2 separate regions of the Homo sapiens genome follow, and region 2 is linked to region 1. Evidence: read pairs that join two places in POLR2A ChIA-PET (ENCODE). Cell type or tissue: B cell. All regions are shown on one strand. Each heading gives the region's core, and the rest is flanking DNA. Links, peaks and the distances in the headings are about the cores only.

Evidence for each region. Peaks named below come from ENCODE experiments on the same cell type or tissue, not always from the same donor. Only the 100,000 strongest peaks of a DNase experiment are listed, where the experiment ranks them.
Region 2: POLR2A ChIA-PET joins it to region 1 with 5 read pairs; 1 of 35 experiments calls an interaction of 5 or more read pairs at or near these places.

Annotation. Positions count from the first base shown.
Region 1 is chr19:1,922,191-1,938,638 of GRCh38, forward strand. SCAMP4 (secretory carrier membrane protein 4) reads left to right here. Exons shown (of 7, transcript NM_079834.4): 6 at 880-997; 7 at 1,918-3,823. The coding sequence ends at 2,094. Among named protein-coding and RNA genes, the nearest start is that of CSNK1G2, 11 kb to the right of the region's middle. RefSeq lists enhancers at 6,571-7,453, 7,552-7,641 and silencers at 7,160-7,454, 16,198-16,398. In B cell, for the core only: no CTCF peak of the experiment used is centred there; DNase peaks (open chromatin) are centred at 10,685 and 11,241; H3K4me3 peaks cover 283 bases; H3K27ac peaks cover 1,601 bases.
Region 2 is chr19:517,875-520,374 of GRCh38, forward strand. It overlaps TPGS1 (tubulin polyglutamylase complex subunit 1), which reads left to right. Exons shown (of 2, transcript NM_033513.3): 2 at 1,015-1,780. The coding sequence ends at 1,549. Among named protein-coding and RNA genes, the nearest start is that of MADCAM1-AS1, 11 kb to the left of the region's middle. RefSeq lists an enhancer at 584-1,490. In B cell, for the core only: no CTCF peak of the experiment used is centred there; a DNase peak (open chromatin) is centred at 1,180.

The DNA of each region.
Region 1 (16,448 bases), core at 9,998-12,497:
TGCACAGAGGGACCCAGGGCGTGCTGGCCTTCCCAGTGTCCCACTGGTGGCTGATCTAAGCAGTGCTTTCCCTCGTTTTTTTATTTTGAGACAGAATCTTGCTCTGTCCCCCAGGCTGGAGAGCAACGGCACGATCTCGGCTCACTGCAGCCTCCCGCTTCAGCCTCCCAGATAGCTGGGATTACAGGCATGCGCCCTCATGCCTGGCTAATTTTTGTATTTTTAGTAGAGACGGGGTTTCACCTTGTTGGTCAGGCTGGTCTCCAGTTCCTGGCCTCAAGTGATCCGCCCGCCTCGGCCTCCCAAAGTGCTGGGACGACAGGCGTAAGCCTCTGCGCCCGGCCTCCTCATTGTTTCTAATGGTCCCTCAGTGCCCACCGGGTGATGGTGGCAGATTTTCCATCCGCATTGCTCCCGGACATGCGGATGTAGGTTTCAGCAGTTCCCATCATTAGACACAGTTGCCGTAGGCTGGGTTCTTAGTAGCAGGCTCAGTGGGGCCTTTGAGTCTTTCCATGGCTGGTGCCCGCCGGACTCACTGAGGGAAACTAATGGGGAAGCACTGGTCTCCATTCCCTGCACGCACAGCCCACTGCTGCGATGGTGAAGGGATAAGGTTGTGTTCACGCGTCGAAGTTTGTGTCCACTGCACACGCGGCTCACTGCTGCGATGGTGGAGGGATAAGGTCGTATTCACGCGTTGAAGTTGGTGCCTCTCAGTATCGCTTTATGTTTGTTGGCCACTTGGTCGTCCTTGTATGAGCTGTCCACTCCTTGTTGATTGGCCAGAGCTCTTTACATGGGGAGGACCATGGGCCGGACCATGGGCCCTCATCCAGCAGGTGTGCAGGCACCCACGCACTCTCTTGTCCCTTGCAGCGGCTGGCTGTCGGCAATTGGATTCTTCCAGTACAGCCCGGGCGCTGCCGTGGTCATGCTGCTTCCAGCCATCATGTTCTCCGTGTCGGCTGCCATGATGGCCATCGCGATCATGAAGGTGAGTCCTCGGCTTTGTGACGTCCAGCCCTTACCCCTTCTCCATGAACCTCGTCACCCAACTGTCCCAGGTGGGTGAACGTCGAGGAGCCGGGCCCTCTCCCCACGGTGTCACGCAGGCCGCACTTCATCCCCAGCAGTGAGCTGGGATGACAGCAGGAGGCACTGTCACCAGGGACACTCCCAGGGACCCAGCGCCTGGGTTCCTATGGGGCCAGTCCTGTGGCCCCCTGGGCCGGGAGTCCAGACTCCAGAGGGAAGCAGGGGTTGTGTGTAAACCGCAGTGTTTGCAGGAACAGCTGAGGCCCTGGAGCTGTCCTGTCAGTGAGGGTGGGGCCCCTTGCAGGTTCCCGGTCACAGTTTCCATCTGAAGATAGCGGAAGTGTTGAGCTGGGCTCATAACAGAAACTTTCAGTTACAGCAAAATGCTTTTTTTTTTTTTTTTTTTTTTAGACAGAGTCTCGCTCTGTCACCCAGGCTGGAGTGTAGTGGTGCGATCTCTGCTCACTGCAAGCTCCGCCTCTGGGGTTCATGCCATTCTCCTGCCTCAGCCTCCCGAGTAGCTGGGACTACAGGCGCCCGCTACCGCACCTGGCTAATTATTTTGTTTTTGTATTTTTGGTAGAGACAGGTTTTCACCGTGTTAGCCAGGATGGTCTCAATCTCCTGACCTCGTGATCCTCCCGCCTCGGCCTCCCGAAGTGCTGGGATGACAGGCGTGAGCCACCGTGCCCGGCCTATTTTTTATATTGTAGTAGAGACAGGGTTTCACCATGTTGTTTGGACTGGTCTCGAACTCCAGAGCTCAGACAGTCTGTCTGCCTCGGCCTCCCGAAGTGCTGGGATGACAGGCGTGAGTCCCCGTGCCCGGCCGCCATGCTCATTTTCTGTCTTCTGCCTCCCTGTCCTCTGTCCTTGCAGGTGCACAGGATCTACCGAGGGGCTGGCGGAAGCTTCCAGAAGGCACAGACGGAGTGGAACACGGGCACTTGGCGGAACCCACCGTCGAGGGAGGCCCAGTACAACAACTTCTCAGGCAACAGCCTGCCCGAGTACCCCACTGTGCCCAGCTACCCGGGCAGTGGCCAGTGGCCTTAGAGGGAGCCTGCCCTGCCCCCACCGCCCACCACCTCCTCCCCTTCATTCCTGCTGCTACCCCTGGTCCCGAGGGCTGGGAGTACCTGGGGCCCCATCCCCCCAGCTGGGATGGTGGAAGCCGGTGGTGGCCACGGACCGCCCCCCTCCTGCCAGGGCCACAGAACCCGTGTTCATCTCATCCGAGAGCGGAGTTCCTCACAAGCACTCCCCAGCAGCCCTTGGCCTCTGCCGTCCACAGGACGCCCTCTTGCTCCCGGAAACGTGTGGTCACCCGCCGTCCACTGCACGGCTGGTACGGCCTTGTCTTCAGGTCTCGAGGCCTGACTCCGGGGGACAGGTGGCAGCAGGTCGGCCGCCCTCCCGTCCTCCCAGAGCTGCTGGCGCTGAGGTCAGAGCGGGTCTGATGGGGAGCTCCGTCTCACCGGCCACCCGCCGTCACCATGGCAGATGCCCTTGGCCGGAACTAATAAGAGGCGTCGGGGCCAGCTTCCGGTCCCCTGCAGTGATAGAGGGCTTGGTGCCTAGCTGAGTCCTCGCTGTCCCCGCCATCCCCTGATCTGTGCGGCTCCAGCCTCGCCCCCTCCCCACGTGCACCATACCTGGGGAGTTCCTGGTCCAGGGTATCCTGGGGCCACCCTCCCTGCCTCCAAAACAGGGATCCCTGGCAGGCTGTCTTTCCACGCCCCTGAGTTCAGAGTCGGGGACCCAGGCCAGGTCGGGAGCACAGCCGCTCCCCAAACCCAGCAAACCGGCAGAGAGCCGGTTTCCCAGCAGCCGGAGCCCTGCAGGAGAGGCCTTTGTGTTTTGTTTTGTTTTGTTTTTTCTCTTTTGAGACAAGAGTTTCACTCTGTCGCCCAGGCTGGAGTGCAGTGGTGTGATCTCGGCTCACTGCAACCTCTGCCTCCCGTGTTCAAGCAGTTCTCCTGCCTCAGCCTCCCAAATAGCTGGGATTACAGTTGCCTGCCACCACGCCCAGCTAATTTTTATATTTTTAGTACAGATGGGGTTTCACCATGTTGGCCAGGCTGGTCTCGAACTCCTGACCTCAAGTGATCCACCCGCCTTGGCCTCCCAAAGTGCTGGGATAATAGGTGTCAGCCACCGCGCCCAGCCTGGAGTGGCCTTTTATGAGAGGGGACCCGTCAAATCTGTGCCTTATGGAGGGGTCCGGCAGCGGCCACAATTGTCTTGTCCCCTCACCCCCCAACTCCCCCTGGAACACCTCTCCCAGGCAAGACATTTTCACAGCACCATTCACAACGGTTGGGCCAAAAAGAAACTTTTCCTTCATCATTTCCTGCACTCGCTGACCACAACTTTGGACACCCCAGGCTGCCACCCCTCCCCACCCGTTCACCCCCAGGATGCTGTTGCTGTAGGACGCCTGCTGCCCTGGAGCCCTCCCCAGGATGTGAGCCAGTCCCCTCGCTGGTACGGAATGCCGCTGGGTGCCCGGAGGCGGCCATGGTGTCTCGATGGACGGCAGCCAGGATGGAGCACCCATGGGTCTCACGGCCATGCTTCAGGGTCTTCAGGTCCTGCCCCCGGCCAGTCTGCCAAGAGGCACCCCCTTCCCCAGCCTCTCGCCTGCACTGATGCAGACAAAATCTCACCTGGCAGGCCCAACCCCCCCCCACCCCTCCCCCGCCGTGTGTGGCCCCTCGCCGCATCGTTGGGGTTTTGTTATGTGAAAATATCCTGGAAATAAATACATGTTTCTGCACTTAGAGCCAGGGACCTGCCGCGTTTGTGCTGTGAGCATGTGTGGTTCCCCCAGGCCGTCTTCTCCCTTGGGAGACCCCTCAGCATATGGCCTCTGGCAGGATGCCCCCCTGCAGCGCCTCCTCCCACCCAGGCCCCGGGTGCCCTGTAGCCAGGTGTGCCCAGGGCTGACCCTGCCATCCTGGCCAACGTGGTGAAACCCGGCCTCTACTAAAAATACAAAAATTAGCCGGGCGCGGTGGCGGGTGCCTGTAGTTCTAGCTACTCAGGAGGCTGAGGCAGGAGAATTGCTTGAACCCGGGAGGCGGAGGTTGCCGTGAACCCAGATCGCGCCACTGCACTCCCCACCGGCTCAAAAAAAAAGGAAACTTGCACAGATGGAAAGCCAGTGTCACTGGCCCTACGTAAAAAGCAAACATCGGCCAGACGCAGTGGCTCACGCCTGTAATCCCAGCACGTTGGGAGGCCGAGGTGGGCGGATCATCTGAGGTCAGGGGTTCAAGACCAGTCTGGCCAACATAGTGAAACTCTGTCTCTACTGAAAACACAAAAAATTAGCTGGGCGTGGTGGCACACGCCTGTAATCCCAGCTACTCGGGAGGCTGAGGCAGGAGAATCGCTTGAACCTGGGAGGCAGAGGTTGCACTAAGCCAAGATTGCACCATTGCACTCCAGCCTGGGTGACAGAGTGAGACTCTGGAGAGAAAAAAAGGGGGGTTGTGGGGTGTGGTGGCTCACACCTGTAATACCAGCACTTTGGGAGGCCGAGGCAGGCAGATCACCCAAGGTCAGGAGTTCAAAACCAGCCTGGCCCACATGGTGAAACCCTGTCTCTACTAGAAATACAAAAATTAGCCAGGTGTGGTGGCAGGTGCCTGTAATCCCAGCTACTTGGGAGGCTGAGGCAGAAGAATCAGTTGAACCTGGGAGGCAGAGGTTGCTGTGAGCCAAGATAACGCCACTGCACTGCCACCTGGGTGACAGAGCAAGATTCTGTCTCAAAAAACAAACCCAGCCGGGCGCGGTGGCTCACGCCTGTAATCCCAGCACTTTGGGAGGCCGAGGCGGGCGGATCACGAGGTCAGGAGATCGAGACCATGCTGGCTAACACGGTGAAACCCCATCTCCACTAAAAATACAAAAAATTCTCCGGGCATGCTGGCGGGCGCCTGTATTCCCAGCTACTCGGGAGGCTGAGGCAGGAGAATGGCATCAACCTGGGCGGGGAGCTTGCAGTGAGCGGAGATCGCTCCATTGCACTCCAGTGTGGGCGACAGAGCGAGACTCTGTCTCAAAAAAAAAAAAAAAAACCAAAAAACAACAAAAGAATAAACTTACTACATGTTAATATTTTTTTTCAAATACTTTGTTTTTTGAGACCGAGTCTCACTCCGTCGCCCACACTGGAGTGCAATGGCGCGATCTCCGCTCACTGCAAGCTCCGCCTCCCGGGTTCACGCCATTCCCCTGCCTCAGCCTCCCGAGTAGCTGGGACTACAGGCGCCCGCCACCACGCCCGGCTAATTTTTTGTATTTTTAATAGAGACGGGGTTTCACTGTGTTAGCCAGGATGGTCTCGATCTCCTGACCTCGTGACCCACCCGCCTCGGCCTCCCAAAGTGCTGGGATTACAGGTGTGAGCCACGGTGCCCGGCCTCAAATACATTTTTTAAACAGGAGGATGGGTGGCATACTTTTTTAAATGTGTGCAAAACTCTTGAACATCTGGCTTCATAGAGGACAAGAGGGATGGCTCAGCAGCTCTGTCGCAAAAGGGTGTTTTACCACAACAAAGATTGAGGGCAAATGGTCTATCTAGGATGTGAGCCCAGGAAGTACCGAAGGGGTGTGGGGATGGGGAGTGGCCCATAGGGAGGCATGAACAGGGAGGTTACAGCTCCAGGCTGCTGGAGCTCAGTCCCTCTGAGGATCTGGCTCAGGTTGTCGTCCGGAGGTGAGGGAGCTGGGGTATTTATCCTCCAACTCCCCTGCAAATGGTATGGGGGCTGGGGAGGCTTAGCTCCGCCCTCAGGTAGAGAGTCATAGATGCTGGTCTGTGTGTGTTGTGCTTGTGTTGCGTGTGTATCGTATGTGTGTGTGTGTATGTGCATCTGTGTGTCTATGAGTGTCTGTGCTTTATTACAGATTGAATTAGGTCCTCCCCAATACCCATATGTTCACACCCTAAGCCCCAGGACCTCAGAATGTGACTTTGCTTGGAAATAAGGTCATTGAGGATGAAATTATATAGTTAAGATGACTTCATTCTGGAGTAGGGTGGGCACTGATCCAGTGTGACTGGTGTCCTTTACATAAAACAGGAAATTTGAGCTGGGCCCAGTGGCTCTCACCTGTAATCCCAGCAATTTGGGAGGCAGAGGCAGGAGGATTGCTTGAGCCCAGGAGTTCAAGACCAGCCTTGGCAACATAGTGAGACCCTATATCTACAAAAAAAATTAAAATTAGCCAGGTATGGTGGCATGCGCCTGTAGTCCCAGCTACTCAGGAGGCCGAGGTGGGAGGATTGCTTGAGACCAAGAGTTTGAAACCAGTCTGGGCAACATAGCAAGATCTCATTTCCACAAAAAATACAAAAAGTGTCAGGGCATGGTGGCACATGCGTGCATTCCCAGCTACTCAGGAGGCTGAGGTGGGAGGATTGCTTGAGTCCAGGAGATTGAGGCTGCAGTGAGCTGTTAACGGCGCCACTGCACTCCAGCCTGGGTGCCAGAGAGAGACCCTATCTCAAAAAAAAAAAAAAAAAAAAAAAGCCAGGTGCAGTGGCTCACGTCTGTAATCCCGGCACTTTGGCACACCGAGGCGGGTGGATTATCTGAGGTCAGGAGTTCAAGACCAGCCTGGCCAACATGGTGAAACTCCGTCTCTACTAAAAATACAAAAAATTAGCCAGGCGTGGTGATGCACACCTGTAATCCCAGCTACTTGGGAGGCTGAGGTGGGAGAATCGCTTGAACCGGGAGGTGTAGGTTGCAGTGAGCCAAGATCACACCACTGCACTTCAGCCTGGGTGACAGAGCAAGACAAAAAAAAAAGGGAAATTTGGGACACAGACACACACAGGACGAACACCATGGTGAAGCTTTCGCAAGCCAAGAACGCCGGTCACCGCCAAGAGAGGCCTGGGACAGAGTCCACTCGGGCTCAGAAGGATCCAGCGTCGCTCACACCTTCGTCTGGGACTCGCAGCCCCAGAACCGAGAGAGAATAAACAGGTGTTTGCGCCGCCGGGTCTGCGGTACCTGTCAAGGCAGCCCTAGCAAACCGATGCGTGTTTGCATGTGTGAATGCGTGTGTGCGTTTACATGTTCAGGAGTGACAGGTGCTGCAGGGTACTGACGGGGACCGCAGCCTCTGCTGTGCGTCCTAAATATCACGCCCCTCTTTCTGCAAACTGTCGCCCCAGTCACTGCCCCGTCTTCCCTTCGGAGGTCGACCCCGCCGCCCTCCGCTCGGCCGCCAGAGGGCGACCTCGGACTCCAGTCGGACGGGCTCTGCCCTGGCTCCCGGGCTTCAGGTTCTAATAGAAACTCTCGCAGGGGTGGGTCACGCCTGTAATCTCAGCCCTTTGGGAGGCTGAGGCAGGAGAATCTGCCGGGAGGCAGAGGTTGCAGTGAGCTGAGAGCGCACCATTGCACTCCAGCCTGGGCGACAAGAGTGAAACTCCTTCTCAAAAAAAAAAAAAAAAAAAGAAAAGAAAAGAAAAAAAATGGGGAGTGTCCGCCTCTGGACAAGGTGCAGCCGGCATGATGTGGCTCCTGAGTGGCCACGTCCCCTTCAGGGTCACAGGGGCGATCCAGGGAATGAGGAAAGGAAGACGGAACTGCAGGCATGGCGGGGGACCTGGCGGGCAGCTGGGGGCATCGTGTGCCCCCCCCCATGGCTACTGCCCCTGGTGGTGAGTCCCCGGGGTGGGCATCACTAAAAGAGTGACTGTGATGGCTTCATTGGGCTGGGCCCTCCAGGCTCCCCCTCCACCCCTGCCACTGAGCTCCACGCCCGGACCCAGGCCTGGGGGCACTGCAGGGACGGATCCTCAACCCTCTGGCTTCAGCTTCCATCCCAGCGGGGTCCAGCTGGGGACTTGCACCAGGGGGCAGGGGGCTGGGAGAGTGAGGGAGGAAGAGTGAGGGAGGGGAAGTGAGGCCGATTGTCGGTCCCTGGCCTCCTCCCTCTAGAGGACAGCCTGTCCATGGGGGTCCCTCTCTGCAGCCCATCCCCCACCTGTAAGGCGCCCACTGTTGCCAACCCCAGGGGCTGTGTCATTCCGCGTTGCTGCCCCTCACCCTGCCTACGCCTCCACAAACCCCACTGCTAAATCCTTCTTCCACATGAGGGAGCCATCGCCTTCCAACAGCAATTTAGGAGGGTGAATGTGATGTTTGGGATGTCTCACGATTTCCCAGCATGAACGCACAATCTCAAGCTGTGTGTGTGTGTGTGTGTGTGTGTGTGTGTGTGAGAGAGAGAGAGAGAGAGACAGACAGAGAGACTCACTCTGTCGCCCACACTGGAGTGCAGTGGCACAATCTCGGCTCACTGCAACCTCCACCTCCCAGGTTCAAGCGATCCTCTTGCCTCAGCCTCCCAAGTAGCTGGGATTACAGGTGCACGCCACCAACCACACCCAGCTAATTTTTATATTTTTAGTAGAAACTAGTTTTTGCCATGTTGGCCAGGTTGGTATCGAACTCCTGGCTTCAAGTGATCCACCCGCCTCAGCCTCCCAAAGTGCTGGGACTACAGGCGTGAGCCACCCAGTTGAGTCATTTTTTTCTTTTCTTTTTTTTTTTTTGAGACGGAGTTTTGTTCTTGTTGCCCAGGCTGGAGTGCAGTGGCGTGATCTCGGCTCACTACAACCACCACCTCCTGGGTTCAAGCAATTCTCCTGCCTCAGCCTCCAGAGTAGCTGGGACTACAGGCATGTGCCACCATGCCCAGCTAACTTTTGTATTTTTAGCAGAGACAGGGTTTCTGTTTCTCCTTGCTGGTCAGGCTGGTCTCAAACTCCCAACCTCAGGTGATTCACCCGCCTCAGCCTCCCAAAGTGCTGGGATTACAGGCATGAGCCACCATGCCTGGCCCCCCAGTTGAGTCATTTCCAGTCTTCTGAGCCCCAGAAACTTGATAAGATGTCTGTTGTTTTATTTATTAATTTTATTTTTGTTTTATTTATTTATTTATTTATTTATTTATTTGAGATGGAGTCTTGCTCTTTGCCCAGGCTGGAGTGTAGTGGTGCGATCTCGGTTCACTGCAACCTCTGCTTCCCAGGTTCAAGAGATTTCCCTGCCTCAGCCGCCCAAGTAGCCAGGACTACAGGCGCCCGCCACCACACCCAGCTAATTTTTGTGTATTTTTAGTAGAGATTGGGTTTCACCATATTGGCCAAGCTGGTCTCAAACCCCTGACCTCAGGTGATCTGCCTGCCTCAGCCTCCCAAAGTGCTGGGATTACAGGCATGAGCCATGGCTCCCAGCCTCTTCTTTTTTATTAAAAAAAATAATAATTTGTTTTTGCTTAATTTATTTCACCAGTCATATCACAAAGACATGTGTTGTTTTAGGCCACTGAGTTTGGTATAATTTGTTATGCAGCAGTAGCTGACTGATACAATAGGTGTTCCTGGATTATCTTCAGAAACCTGATAATAATATGTACACTAACTAGGGCTGTATCAGGGTGCATGGCAGGGTTTTTGAAGGCATTTTAAAGAGGTTTAGTTCCTGTCCTCAGGAGCTGCTGCCTAGTGGGGCAGACAGACCATGAATATCCATCATGGAAGGCAGAACACATAAGTACATGGACGAAAGCAGTTCCAGAGGCTGGTGGGTTGGATTCATTTGGCCTGATGTATCATGGAGTCCTCCCAAAAGAGGTGATCATCTGCCTGAGCTTTGCCAGACCTGTTGGGCTGAGAGAAGCCAGACAAGGCTCAGATGGGTGGAGGGTCAGGGTGGGTTGGAAAGGAACAAGTCAGTATGGGTGCAGAGGGCGTCCTGATGGATAGATGGGGCTGCGAAGTGGAACCAGCCATTGAGGCAGCCTCGAATGCTGTCCCCATTGTGGGGACTTTGAAAAGCCACCCTCCTTTGAAACACAGAAGGGGCAAGGAGTAAATTTATATTTCTTTTTTTCTTTTTTTTTGTTTTGAGACGGAGTCTCACTCTGTCACCCAGGCTGGAGTGCAGCGGCACCATCTTGGCTCACTGCAAGCTCTGCCTCCTGGGTTCACGCCATTCTCCTGCCTCAGCCTCCCAAGTACCTGAGACTACTGGCGCCCGCCACCATGCCTGGCTAATTTTTTGTATTTTTAGTAGAGACGGGGTTTCACCATGTTAGCCAGGATGGCCTCGATCTCCTGACCTCGTGATCTGCCTGCCTCAGCCTCCCAAAGTGCTGAGATTACAGGCATGAGCCACCGCGCCCGGCCAATTTATATTTCTGGTAAGGGGTGGGAAGAAGGAGCTTTCTCAGGCTGGAGGGGAGAGAAGACAGATGAGCACAGACACTCCTGGCAGCGGCATGAGGGCCGGGGAGCAGGTGCAGGGCACAGCGGGGCTCTGCAGGGCGGTTGTAGTTGGTGAGGACCACTGGAGCAGGGCCTTGAAGGGCGTCACCCCTCACCTGGCTGCCTCTGGGCCATCCTCCAGTCTGCCAGGGACTAGCAGAGGGGAGAAAGTGGGAGAGGAATCATTATTTGATGACCTCATTCAGCCCTAGGGATTTGGGGTGGCTAAGGTAGAATGGCAGTGGATTATATCTGACATGATGCGGGGTGTCCGGGCTCAGCTGGGCAGTTCTGCTCCCTGTGGTGATGGGGGGTAATCAGCAATCATTTAGTGGCTTTCCCTGGCCGGGAATGTTTGAGGTAGCTCACTCACAGGGCTGGCAGGTGGTGCCTGCTCAGTGGTGCCATCACCCAGGGGCTTCCAGGTGGCTGCCTCACAAGATGGCAGCTGGGTTCCAAGCAGAAAGGACGCTGTTGAGTTCTTTTTTTTTTTTTTTTTTTTTTGAGACACAGTCTCACTCTGTCACCCAGGCTGGAGTGTAATGGCGCAGTCTCGGCTCACTGCAACCTCCACCTCCCAGGTTCAAGTGATTCTACTGCCTCAGCTTCCCGAGTAGCTGGGATTACAGGTGCCCACCACCACGCCCAGCTAATTTTGTATTTTTAGTAGAGACAGGGTTTCACCGTGCTGGCTAGGCTGGTCTCAAACTCCTGACCTCGGGTGATCTGCCCGCCTCGGCCTCCCCAAGTGCTGGGATGACAGGTGTAAGCACCATGCCCAGCCTACTGTCGAGCTCGTAAGACCCTCCCTCAGAAGTCTCAAGGCACCACTTCCCCTGCCTTCTGTTGCTAAAACAGGTCACAGGAGCAGCTACATTCAGGGGAGGGGAAATGAACTGTGTCTTTCCGTGGGAGGAGCAGCAAAGAATCTGTGACCATCACACCCAGCTTTTGAACCACTTCTTCTTTGTGTCTCAGTGTTTGTGGCATGCAGCATCCCTGTTGCCTGGGTCCAGGATGCCACCCTCCTACTGGGGTTGCAGCACCAAGGGGCTGGGCATTCCATCGAGCTGAGGGGTGGGGGCTCTGGATGGGAGGCTCCCTGGGGGGAGCTCACATCTTCCATGAAGCATCATGGTCATTGTTGCCCTGTCCTGCACCCTGTCCACTGCAGGCTGCCCTCTGTGGCTGGCCTTGGTGACAAGAGATGTGGGAGAGACCCTGGTCACCACCATGGGAGGAGTCCCCAGGCACCAGGGGCAAATGAACAGAGTGAATGCCAGGAGGACCATTTAGGTGCAATATGACCAAAAATAAGTTAAGTCCAAGTGGGCTGCATCATCAACAAGAACATCCCCCAGCCTCCATGAAACAGCCCAAAACCTGGAGCAAGACGGTTCCCTGACGCTGAGCGATGCCATTCACAGCAGCGTTCCTGAATACCCCCCATGCAGGCACTCACATGCTCACACACACAATACACAAACCAACACACACCACACACAGGCATGCCAAACACAGGCACACAAATGCACACCCCCCCATAGACCCACCGACGAACACACACACACACACCCAGATGCACAGGTGCGCACACACACCCACGCACACAAAGACCCAGAGACAGACATGTGCACACACATACATATGCACACATGTACGCAGATACATATGACACAAATGCATGAACACATGGACCACACATACCAACATGCCACCTCACACAGACACACCTAACACACACACACCCGTGCACACATGTACATGGACATACACACTGGAAAACAACAAACACATATACAAAATGCAGGCCGGTTGCGGTGGCTCATGCCTGTAATCCCAACACTTTGGGAGGCCGAGGCAGGGGGATCACTTGAGCCTGGGAAGTGAGGGCTGCAGTGAGCTATGATTGAATCTCTGCACTCCAGCCTGGGTGACAGAGGGAGACCCTGTCTCAGAAAAACAAAACACGAAACACAAAATATGACCGGGCGCAGTGGCTCGCGCTTGTAATCCCAGCACTTTGCAAGGCCGAGGTGGGTGGATCACAAGGTCAGGAGATCTAGACCATCCTGGCTAACACGGTGAAACCCCGTTTCTACTAAAAATACCAAAAATTAGCTGGGCGTGGTGGTGGGCGCCGGTAGTCCCAGGTACTCGGGAGGCTGAGGCAGGAAAATGGTGGGAACCCGGGAGGTGGAGCTTGCGCCACTGCACTCCAGCCTGGGCGACAGAGCGAGACTCCGTCTCAAAAAAAAAAAAAAACCCAAAATACAAATGCATGGACATGTATCCACACACACCAACATGTTACATCATAGACAGACACACAAAACACACAAACATACACCCATCCATGGACATACACACAGACACACACAAACATCAACACACAGCATCCCACACAGACACACAAACACACAGCCATGTACCCTCAAAGGACGCTGCAGGATGAGCCTTCATTCTCTGGGACAGCAGAGAAAGTAGACAAAGGAGAGAAACTTCTCTCAGAGTCACCCATCCTCTGACTGGATCCCGTGCCCCTGTGAAGAGGCAGATCCCAGTGCCCCACACTTGGCTCTGGGGCCACCCACTGCCGCCAGGCTCTGTCCCTGCGGTTGGTGGGGGTGAGGGCAGACCCTGCTCTGTGCTGCTTCCTCACCCACCAAAACTTCCTGACGTCGCCCTGTTCCGTTGGCTGCGCTGCATATGGGAATGCAGTGCTGGGCAGGCCCAGCCTCCCAGCTGGGAAGGGGTGTCGCCACTGGCTGCAAAGACAGGTCTTCTTTTCCCCCAAGTCTGTGTTTATGCCCTACTAGAGACTGTTGGGTGTAATTCCCAGAAAGTTCTGGAATGATCTAAAATGAGGAAATAGAAAAAAGTTGTAGAATCGGGCCAGGCGCAGTGGCTCATGCCTGTAAACCCAGCACTTTGGGAGGCTGAGGCAGGTGGATCACCTGAGGTCATGAGTTGGAGACCAACCTGGCCAACATGGCAACATGGGCAGACATCACCAATTAATCATCGAATGATGTTTCTCCTGACCTCCTTCCTCCTGTGTACAGGGTAGGCATCACCAATCAAGCAATGATGTTGGTTGACTGGGGAACGCTGCTGTTTGTCCTGCCTTCCTTCCTCTTGTGCACAGGGCAGACATCACCAATCAACCAATGATGCCCACACTGCTTCCCTCCCATGCACAAAGCAGACATCACCAATCAATCGAGCAGCACCAGGAGGAAACCAATTTGGCAGTTCAATCCGTCTTCAACTCTATCCTTTTATAGATAAGGTTGAGGCCCAGGGACCTGGTCAAGGGCAACTACAGGGCAGATCCCTCCTCCTCTTCCTGGGAATTAGCTTTGTCTCTTGTTCCTGGAGCAAATTCAGGAAAATTGCAAGGTCATGTACATTTTCAGCCCAGGGCATGAGTCACTTGATCCCTGCTGTCCAGAGCTGGACCCGGAGATGATGGCCAGGACTGTCCCCTTGCAGGGAGGCCACTGAGGCTGGCAGGGCCAAGACTGGGCAGTGAGCCACTCCAGGCGGGAAAGCCCTTTGTCACTGGAGCTGCTCTGAACGCTGCCGCCAAGTCGCAGGCAGCTGTTGTCATCTGCTCAGCGTCCTTCCCCTTCCCCGGCAACTACTCCTCCTGCTGTGGGGAACCTGGCCCACCCGACTCCTGTGTTCTCAGGGCGCTGCCCCTCGTGGAACCTGCCCTTCTGGTCACCAGGACATTGCCTAAACCAGGCCTGGCCAGTCATCTGGGAGGGGCCAATGCCAGACAATAAGAGACTTTCCTGGGATTTTATAGCGATCCTGGGAGAGAAGAGCTCTGTTTTATTTGGGGGTTGCTAAACTAAGCCACAGCTGCCACCACGGACGGAAGAAGCTTGGAGTGAAAGAATGAAGCCAAGGCACAGAGACGGAGAGACAAGGAGAGGGAGAGAGAGAGGGAAAGGTAGAGACAGAGAGAGATGTGGGGAGGGAGAGAGAGACAGAGAGATAGAGAGGTAGAGATAGAGACAGAGGGATATAGAGAGGGAGAGAGAGACGGAGACAGAGGATGAAAGAGACGAGACACAGTTGGAGATAGAGGGAGAGATGCAGAGACAGAGAGAGATAGAGAGGGAGAAATAGAGACAGACAGAGCTAGGAAGGGAGAGAGAGACAGAGAGAGGAAGAGAAAGGGAGAGACACAGAGACAGAGACAGAGAGCTTGAGAGACAGAGAGAGAGGCAGAGGAAGAAAGAGGCAGAAAGACAAATAGAGAGACAGAGACAGGGAGAGACAGAGACATAGACAGAAAGATGGCGAGCACTCCAGCCTGGGCAATAGAGCAAGGTTCCATCTCAAAAAAAAAGAGAGACATAGAGACAGAGACAGGAAAAGACAGAGAGATAGAGACAGAGAGAGAGAAAAAAGAGAGAGAGAGAGACATGAGGACAAAGAGAAAGGTCCACAGGCACTGAGCTTGAGTCACCCCTGGTTGCAGCCATGCCTGAAGGCAGCTCTGCCCGACCGCTGAGTTCCACAGCCCAGCATCTGTGATGGGCTGCACCTGTGTATTAGCACGTTACTGATAAGGCCCAGCTGCTTTAACAAATCGGCCCGCCTGGCGTAGCGGCTCCGGCACAGTGGACGTTTACTTCTTGCTCCAGGCCGGCGACCCAGGCAGCTCCACAGGTGACCTGAGGACTCACGGTCCCTCATCTGGGCTCCATGACCCCCCAGGGCCCCATGTGCTCCTCCTCCTGGGGTTGGAAGGGGAATGGAGGCCCAGGGTGGACAGCAGGAAGAAGACACGTGGCTGGAGGCACAAGCCCGCGGCGGCCTCAGCAACAGGACCCAGCTTTCCTTCCTGCGAGGCATGAGTCTGGCCCCTGCCCCCGGGCTCCTGACCCTCCAGCCAACCCGGCCTCAGAATGAGTGGCCCCGAGAGGGCCCCGGGCCACAGGGCTGTGGGGACACCTCCAGCTGTAACAGGCGGCAGGACCAGGAGGTGAGCAAGGGGGGAAAAGCTTCCAGAAGTTTTCCCAGACGCTGCGACCCTGAGGCTGGGCCTTCAAGGATGAATGGGGCGAGAGTGGGAGAAGGGCTTCCTGGGCAGAGGATGTGCGGCTGTTGGGACAGTGGCATCTCTAACAAAATACCGTAGGTGGGGCAGCTTAGACACAACAAATTTACTTCTCACAGCTTTGGAGAGCGTGGAGGTTCAAGACCAAGGTGTGGGCAGCTTTGGTATCTGCTGAGGGCCTGTTTTTGTTTTTTCGTTGTTTTTGAGGTTAGAGTGCAGTGGCATAATCTTGACTCACTGCAACCTCTGCCTCCCAGGTTCTAGTGATTCTTCTGCCTCGTCCTCCTGAGTAGACAGGATTACAGGCGCCCACCACCAAGACTGGCTAATGTTTGCATTTTTTGTAGAGACGGGGTTTCACCATGTTGACCAGGCTGGTCTTGAACTACCGACCTCAGGTGATCCACCAGCCTCGGCCTCCCAAAGTGCTGGGATTACAGGCGTGAGCCACCGCGCCTGGCCCTCACTCTGTATTTTTAGCCTCACTAAGGCTGATCTTGAACACCTGGTCTTACGCGATCCTCCCACCTCAGCCTCCCTAACTGCTGGGATTACAAGTGTGAACGTCTCTTTATGTGAGTATAGGAATAGAACAGAAGGGGGCACTTCCTGCCTGCCTCCTCCCCCAAACCTACGCTGTTTGGGATTTACTGGGAGGCTGGGAGATCTTCTCTCTAGAGGATGGGATGGGCGTGGACAAGTTGTTATCTTTATAATGTTCTTATTAGATTAAGACCTCCAAAGGGTGCTGGGCGCATTGGCTCAGGCCTGTAATCCCAGCACTTTCGGAGGCTGAGGTGGGTGCTATTGCTTGAGCTCAGGAGTTGGAGACCAGCCTGGGGAACATAGCAAAACCCTGTCTCTATAAAAAATTAGCCGGGCGTAGTCGGGCACGGTGGCTCACGCCTGTAGTCCCAGCACTTTGGGAGGCCGAGGCGGGGGGATCACAAGGTCAGGAGATCAAGACCATCCTGGCTAATACAGTGAAACCCCGTCTCCACTAACAATACAAAAAATGAGACGGGC
Region 2 (2,500 bases), core at 1-2,500, 1.4 Mb before region 1:
CCAGGCTGGGTGGGGGCTGGGAGGAGGAGGCCCAGGCTGGGTAGAGGCTGGGAGGAGGGAGATCCAGGTTGGGAGGAGGCCCAGGCTGGGTAGAGGCTGGGAGGAGGGAGATCCAGGTTGGGAGGAGGCCGAGGCTGGGGGTGCTGGTGGGGAGGGGAGGCCCAGGCTGAGGGGGTGCTGGGAGGAGGAAGGCCTGGCTGGGTGGGTGCTGGGAGGAGGGAGCCCCGGGCTGGGGGGTGCTGGGAGGAAGGAGGCCAGGCTGGGTGGGAGCTGGGAGGAGGGAGGCCCAGGCTGGGAGTGCTGGTGGGGTGGGGAGGGGAGGCCCAGGTTGAGTAGGGGCTGGGAAGAGGGAGGCCCCGGCTGGGTAGGGGCTGGGAGGAGGGAGGCCAGGCTGGGTGGGAGCTGGGAGGAGGGGAGGTCCAGGCTGGGTAGGGGCTGGGAGGAGGGAGGCCCAGGCTGGGAGTGCTGGTGGGGTGGGGAGGGGAGGCCCAGGTTGAGTAGGGGCTGGGAAGAGGGAGGCCCGGGCTGGGTAGGGGCTGGGAGGAGGGAGGCCTGGGCTTGGGATACTGGGGGGAGGAGAGGCCAGGGCTGGGAGGGGGCTGAGAGGAGGAGGCCTGGGCTGGAGATGCTGGGGGAGGAGAGGCCCAGGCTGGGGATGCTTGGGGGAGGGAGGCCTGGGCTGGGAGGGGACTGGGAGGAGGGAGGCCTGGGCTGGGGATGCTGGGGGGAGGAGAGGCCCGGGCTGGGGATGCTTGGGGGAGGAGAGGCCCGGGCTGGGGATGCTGCGGGGAGGAGAGGCCCTAGCTGGGAGAAGGGAGGCGGGGGCTCAAGAGAGGAGCTTCAGGGATAGAGGGTGAGGAGGAGGGGAGGCCGGGGATGGGGGGTAGGAGGAGAGGGGAGGCCAGGGCTGGCTGGGGGGTCGGGGAGGCTAGGGCATAGGCCTGGCGAGGAGGGGAGGCTGGGGCTGGGTGGGCGCGCGGTCTCTGCCGGCCCCCAACGTCCCCGTCTCCGCAGGGCCGCCTTCAACAACAACGTGAGCGTGGCCTACGAGTGCCTGAGCGCCGGCGGGCGCAGGAAGAGGCCGGGGCTGGACGGGCGCACCTACAGCGAGCTGCTCAGGCGCATCTGCCGGGACGGCCAAGCCCCCGAGGAGGTGGTGGCGCCGCTGCTGCGCAAGGTGCAGTGCCGTGACCACGAGGCGGTGCCGCTGAGCGTCTTCCGCGCGGGCACACTCACCTGCTTCGTGCTGCTGGAGTTCGTGGCGCGCGCCGGCGCGCTCTTCCAGCTGCTGGAGGACTCGGCCGCCGCCGTGGCCGACCGCCGCGTGGGCCAGGCCGTGCTGGACACCCTGGAGGGCGCGCTGCAGGCCAGCGACGCCGCCGCGCCCGCGCGCTTCCTGGAGGCCGGCTCGCGCTTGGGGCCCGACAGCCTGGCGCTGGCGCTGGACCGCGCCGTCGGGGGGCGGCGGCCCAGCGCGCCCATGACCCGCGAGGAGTTTCTGGAGAGGGCCGCCGCGCTCTTCATCGCGAAGGTCAAGCCGGTGGGCTGAGGCCCGTGGGCCGCGCGGATCCGGGATCTGCGCTGGGGGGTCCCCGCGTGCGGGGCGCGCGGAGCCTTCCCTTCGCCCTGGTGAGGCCCTGCCATAACCAGGCGCCCAGCCCTGCGGAGGAGGCCGGGGCTCCCAGGAAGCGGACGCCCGGTCCCCACACAGCGCCGCGGCCGCCCCTCCACCCCCGCGGGAGCCCCTGCCCCACGCTAATAAAATGTGTTGCGAGGCTGACGCTGGTGTGTATGCGAGCGCCCGCCTCCCAGCCCCGGTGCCCGCAGAAGACGCTTTTCCCCAGCAGGTCACCCACGGCCCCGGAACCGCGGCGACTGGAGGCTGGATTCGAGGCCGGAAACGCCGGGACCCCTGGACCCGGCCTGGTGGGAGCAGCGGAGGGGGACGCCCCACGGGGCCCTGCGGAGCCTGAAGCCGGAGAGCAGGCGGCTCTTCTGGAACGCAGGGCCCGGGCCCTCCAGCCCCGCCCGGCCCAGGTATCCTCCCTGAGCCTCAGTCTCCCCAGATGTCAAATGAAGAGGCCAGCTGGGCAGATGGTAGTGACATTGGTGAGACAACAGCCCTAACACTTCCCAGGAACTGAAGTGCCTCATGTGATTGATTCCCAGGCCCAGGCAGCGGAGGTTACACCCTCAGCAAGGGCTCAGCTGGGATCTGCGCCCGGCCTGCTCCAGAACGCAGCCCACTCGCCACCGGTGGGGAGGGTCGTCCGGTATCCCCCAGTGCCCACCACCACCAACCAGAATCACTTCTCAGACTGCAAGAGCGAATCCAGCCGGGCGTGGTGGCTCACACCTGTAACCCCAGCACTTTGGGAGGCTAAGGCGGCGGATCACTTGAGGTCAGGAGTTCAAGATCAGCCTGACCAACATGGTGAAACCCTGTCTCTACTAAAAATACGAAAAAAAAAAAAAGCTGGGCTGTGGTGGCAGGCGCCTG